Regions from separate parts of the Mus musculus genome. Here region 1 is linked to region 2. Evidence: chromatin contacts called from ENCODE Hi-C or POLR2A ChIA-PET data. All regions are on one chromosome and are shown on one strand. Each heading gives the region's core, a stretch centred on a gene start or an enhancer-like site at or near the end of the contact. The rest is flanking DNA. Distances are from core to core; before and after follow the strand shown. Region 1 holds the start of Mdn1 (midasin AAA ATPase 1). Region 2 holds the start of Casp8ap2 (caspase 8 associated protein 2).

The links. A loop is a pair of places that touch in the nucleus more often than their neighbours do. ChIA-PET counts read pairs that join two places held with the same protein, here RNA polymerase II (POLR2A).
Region 1: a map of left cerebral cortex shows a loop between it and region 2 (6-fold over the local background). The contact joins the promoter of Mdn1 here to the promoter of Casp8ap2 in region 2. A Hi-C loop is called at or near these places in 8 of 37 maps with a recorded cell type or tissue (T-helper 2 cell, adrenal gland, gastrocnemius and 2 more). POLR2A ChIA-PET finds 5 or more read pairs at or near these places in 4 of 5 experiments (Patski and embryonic stem cell).

Annotation. Positions count from the first base shown.
Region 1 is chr4:32,655,843-32,658,542 of GRCm38, reverse strand. Mdn1 (midasin AAA ATPase 1) reads right to left here and starts at 1,424. Exons shown (of 102, transcript NM_001081392.1): 1 at 1,191-1,424. The coding sequence starts at 1,292.
Region 2 is chr4:32,614,043-32,616,742 of GRCm38, reverse strand. Casp8ap2 (caspase 8 associated protein 2) reads right to left here and starts at 1,273. Exons shown (of 11, transcript NM_001122978.2): 1 at 1,251-1,273.

The DNA.
Region 1 (2,700 bases), core at 175-2,674, 42 kb before region 2:
CTAGGTTTGGTTTTTCACATTCAATTTAGTATCAGAAAAGCCTTTTGAGCCAAGCTGGTCTTGACACCTGCCTTGAATCCTAGCAGTCTATGTAGAGGCCAACCTGGTCTACACAGTGAACTCGGAGACATACAGAGCTACATAATAGAGATGTTATCTCAAAAGGAAAAAACAAACAAGATGCCTTTTGGCTAAGGGTGTAATTCAGTGACAGAAAGTAGGTTCAACACCTCGGGAAAAACTCTCAGAATTTTCTCTGGCGAATTCTACAATGCTGCAAATGGCTCAGGTTCATTCATCTACAACAGTGACTTTCAACCTTCCTAATGCTACAATCCTTCAATACAGTTCCTCATTTTGTGGTAACCCCAAATCATAAAATTATTTTCGTTGCTAACTCATAACTGTAATTTTGCTACTGTTATGAATCGTAATGTAAATATGCTGGTCTTAGGCGACCCACAGGTTGCGAACCACTGGATGGGCTACACTGCTGTTGACTGCTAAAACAATGGAGTGTGTATGTACTTTATGCACTCTTGGCTGAGAGTTTTACAAAATTAAAATCACGTCTCTCTTGACTCAAGCTTACAGACAGAGCAGGTAAGGAAACTTAGAAAGAAATTAAAACGCAAAGTGAAAACTTGTCTAGTAAGGATGCTCAACTCAGGCAAAAGCCAATACGGCAAAGCTCTTGAAAACACATGACTCATTTGGTAAAAAAAATAAAAATAAAAAAAATAAAATTTAAAAAGTCTTTCATCTCCCAATTTAACTGTCTTGTTAAAACCTTCAGCTGTTTGTTATGAACGGTCACCGAAGAAGACGCGAACTCCCCGGGTGTAGAGACAAGATTTTTGCGTCTCCTCAGTGGTGTATTGAGACGCCCAGAAAAAATACTATGGATGTTCGTCAGTGGGCCAAAGGGTCAAAGTAAAGAAAAGCATCCTTAAAAGCATCCGAGGGGTGGGGAAAGGGAAGGAAAAGCACGTGTCTGGGGGGTGGGGAGGCGGACAGAAGCAGCCTCGCAGAAAAACCAACCGCGCCGATTCCTGAAGGGCATGAACTCCACCAGGGCCTGAGCGCCGGGCAGGGGGCGAGGAAATGGAAGCTGACCCCGAAAAACAAAGGCCCTTTCCCGGGACTCGGCGCTCCGCGACCCGGGCCCGCCTCCCTTCGCCCACGCTCACCGACTTGGCCAGGAACCTGTTCAGCTCGCCGCTGCTCTTCTCGTTCTTGGCGGCGATTAGCCGCAGCGGCCCGGATACCAGCTCCACAGAGAGGTGCTCCATAGTCTCCGGCCGCGGCCACGGGGCCGCGGGGTGACGGCCGAAAACCCACGACGGCAAGAAGACCCCCGAAAGCCGGCAAGCAGACACACACGTGGTGAAGGAATTCACGTTGCGTCATCAACCCGCGGCGGCGCGACTACTGCCACGCCCCCGTGGGCGGAAATGCGTCACTGCCGCGCCACTGCTAGTAGGAAGGGAAGCGGAAGTAGCTTTTGAGGTTAGCCGGTTGACTGATCCTTCTGAGAGTGAAATTCGCGTCGCCAAACGAGGAGCTGCCGGCGCGTGCGACCTAAGCGCACAGTGACTTACTCTGTATCAACACAGGTCCTGTGTGAAAGATAAGCGGATTCGCTGTCCAAGATTGTTGCCCATAAAAAGAGTGACCTTTTGAGAAAAATGGCCCTGAAGTATTCTTACAAATCCTGGAAATAATTGCTTAATTAAAAAAAGAGTAGGAGTTAGTGAGATGCCTTAGTCGGCTAAAAGCTCTTGTAATGCAAGCCTGATGCCCAGAGTTTGATTTGTGACCTCTATTTTACACCATGGCACGTGTGGGCCTTCACACACTTCGCGCATACTCCCCGTAGTAATAATGATTCCAGAAAGGCTGCGGAGTGCACAAAGTTAGAATTGTTAAGATGAAGGTCACGAACAAGTTAAACCTATAATGATGTCAAACAAAATATATTGAGAGGGATTGACAATAAAGAAGCCCATTACCAGCATAGTGCAGCTTACAACCATTTGTAACTCCATCTCTATGAGATAAAACGCCCTCTTCTGGCCTCTGTGGCATACATACATACATACATGTGGCACACAACACACACACCAGTTTTTGTTTTGTTTTGTTTTTTTGAGATAGGATTTCTTTGTAACCCTGGCTGTCCTGGAACTTGCTCTGTAGACAGGGCAGGCCTCTGACCTCAGAGATCCGCCTGCCTCTGCCTCCCCAGGGCTGGGATTGAAGGCGTGACTTTAACACCTGGCTGCTTTGCTTTTTGGTGGTGAGAACTGACTAGATGACTCAGCAGTTAAAAGATGCTTTCCCCTAAGTCTGGCAAACTGATTTCAATCTCTGAAACCCACCCAAAGAACTTGGATAAAAGTTTACTCTAAGTGCAGAGAAAGGAAGCTTCTTCCAGCTGTGGAGGCACTAACAATGAACACCCAGAAAGGCATTCAACCCCCAGAGCAGCAGCAGATTGGTATATTGTGGAAAGTGTCACACCAAAAATGAAATAAAATCCAGGGATCCAATCAGATGCAGAGGATATGGATACAGAATAAAGTACAAGAAAAGGACTAGCCGGCCAGTGGTGTATGCCTTTAATCCCAGCACTTGGAAGGCAGAGGCAGGCAGATTTCTGAGTTCAAGACCAGTCTGGTCTACAGAGTGAGTTCCAGG
Region 2 (2,700 bases), core at 24-2,523:
ATCTTTCTATACTTCTTCTCATCTCCCATCTGAGTTACTACTGAGAGGAGTGGTACACCTTTGAAACATGCAGAGGCCAAGTTTTAAAAACCAAGAAGCTAATGATTGATTAATAACAGCTGCTGGGCTAGGAAGGTTGCTCAGTAGTGTGCAGTCCTCACAGCTTTGAAAAGGCCAGTCCCTAGCACCAAAATGTTCTTTAAAAATTTTACAGGTTGATAACCATTATCTGGAAGGATAAACAGCTTCAACAGATTCATAAGCAAATGCATAGAGAAAGGGGTCATCTAATCTTTTCTGAAAGCAGTATGAAGTTCAAATTTTTCAATACACAAAAGCATACATTTGTAGAAGGAAAACAACCAGGCAAAAGCTAAGAGGCAAATCTCACTCTAGGTTCTGAGGATGAGACAGGCATGAAAAGCAGCATACATTACACAAGTCAAGTATTGATATAAGTGCGCTAAGTACTCCTTTAAATTATCCTGAAGCTCCTATCAAGTCTATATTATTCCTTATCCCGTCTAAATAGATGAGGAACCTAACAGAGCCAATTAGAAAATCTGCTGCAGCCAACAGCTAGAAAGTGGAGAGCTGGGATAAATTCCAGTCAGATGTCAAAAATCAAAAACACCCCTTAAAACATAAATCTCTGGACATATCCCGTAAGATGGCAGGAAATACTATGGAAAAAAAATAATTTGGGGTATGGTAACAGAGCCAAGAAGTCTTGCCTAGTGGCCTAGTCCCTTCCAAGGCGGGGTTGAAGCTCATAGGAGAAAGGCCTTCAGCGAGAAGTTTGGTGTTGGTGTGGCGAGAAAAGACCGCCAAGAGGATCCTTGAAGCACTAATGCTTCCTGAGAATTCTACATTCCCATGTCAGGGATGGTTCGAGGCGCTGCGGAGAGCACATAAACAACTTCTTCTCTCAAGCTTTCAGCTTGGGAAACTGCCCCTGTCACTGATCGCCCGACCCTCGGGACAGCCCCTTCTCCACACTCACCGAGAGCTCGGCAGTAGGGACTTGGGAGACACGGGTGGGGGAGGGGAGGGGCGCGCTGTAGACCCGGCGATGTTCCGGGTGCTCGCCCCAGCGCCCCCCGAGACGCTCCGAGGGGCGCTCCCCGAGGACGGCAGCTGGCTCCTCGAGGCCCAGCCAGGCACAACCCTTCGCCCAGAGCGTAAGCCATCCCAGGCGGCACCCCGCTGCCTCTCCCCAGCAGCCCCGCGACAGGCCCTCAGGAACTTACCCGGCCGGCCAGCCCCGCACAGCGGCCGCTGTCCGGACGCCAGGCGCTCCGCCGTCTCCACCAATCGCAGCTCACGGTAAGGACGCCAGGGCGGGACCGAGCGCCGACAACCAATTAGATAAGACGCAAAGCACGTCTCGGCGCACACAGCCAGTTCCCGCCATTGAAGGCGGAAAAAAAGATTCCAGTTGGCGCCAAACTCTGGTACTTACTCTTCTGTGGCTCCGAAGGGAAGTGGGCGGGCCGTGACCTCAGTGACAACGGGGCGGGGTTTCTCCGCGGAAAAGACGTCACCAGAGCGGAAGTGGGGCGGGTCTGGGAGACGCTAATGAAAGGGAAAGTAAAGGTGGAGGCTCCTAGCTGTTTTGGCTGAGAGCAAGTGGAGAAGGCTTGAGGTCTTTAGTGTATAAATTGTGTCAGCTGCGCGCTAGACAGCGCTAAGATCTGACCTTTAAGATGCCATCCTGGATGGTGAACGTAGCGTAGAATTACTAATTCAGCGGGATAGAAGAAGGTTTTTGTTTTTGTTTTTCCGTATTAAACTTTTTTATGTAAAGCCGGGCGTGGTGGCGCACGCCTTTAATCCCAGCACTTGGGAGGCAGAGGCAGGTGGATTTCAGAGTTCGAGGCCAGCCTGGTCTACAGAGTGAGTTCCAGGACAGCCAGTGCTACACAGAGAAACCCTGTCACGAAAAACCAAACCAAAAAAAAAAAAAATATATATATATATATATATATATACATATATATATACAATAAATTATTTTTATCGTTTTTCCCCTACCCGAACGCATCTCTGATCCCACCTCCTTACCCACCGAACTTCATGTTCTCTTTCTCAAAAAAAGAAAGAAAAAAGGAAAAAGAAACAAAAAAGAAACCAGTAAGAAAAAACAAACAAAGCCAAGACAATACAAAACGAAACAAAAAGCTCAGACACAAAAACATGGAATTCAATTTATATTGGTCAACTACTCCTGGGTATTGTCCCTTCCCCAAAGTCTGGCTGATAGACCAGTGCCACTCTACTAAAGAAAACTGCTGTCTCCTTTCTCTGCAGGTTGAATTCAACTGCAAATACCTCCTCAGGCTTGAACCCCAACGGGTCTTATGAGGGTTATCGGCCTCTGCATTCATATATTTATTAGTCCTGTTGTGTCTGTTCCTTGGATGACACAGTTCTTGGAGTCATCCGCCACCTCTGGCTGTTGAGAGTCTCTCTGCCTCCTTTTGGGTAATGGGTCCCTGATCCTTGAGGCAAAGGGTTTGATGAAGGCGTCCCATTTAGGGCTAAGTGCTCCAAAGATTCACTCTCTGCCCATTGTTAGTTGCTTCCTACTGTAAGAAGTTTCTCTGATGAGTCTTGAATAATGCAGTGATTTAGGGGTATAGCGCTATGTCGTGATGAGTATTTTATTGGCCTTTGCAGAATCATAGTAGTAGTTTTACC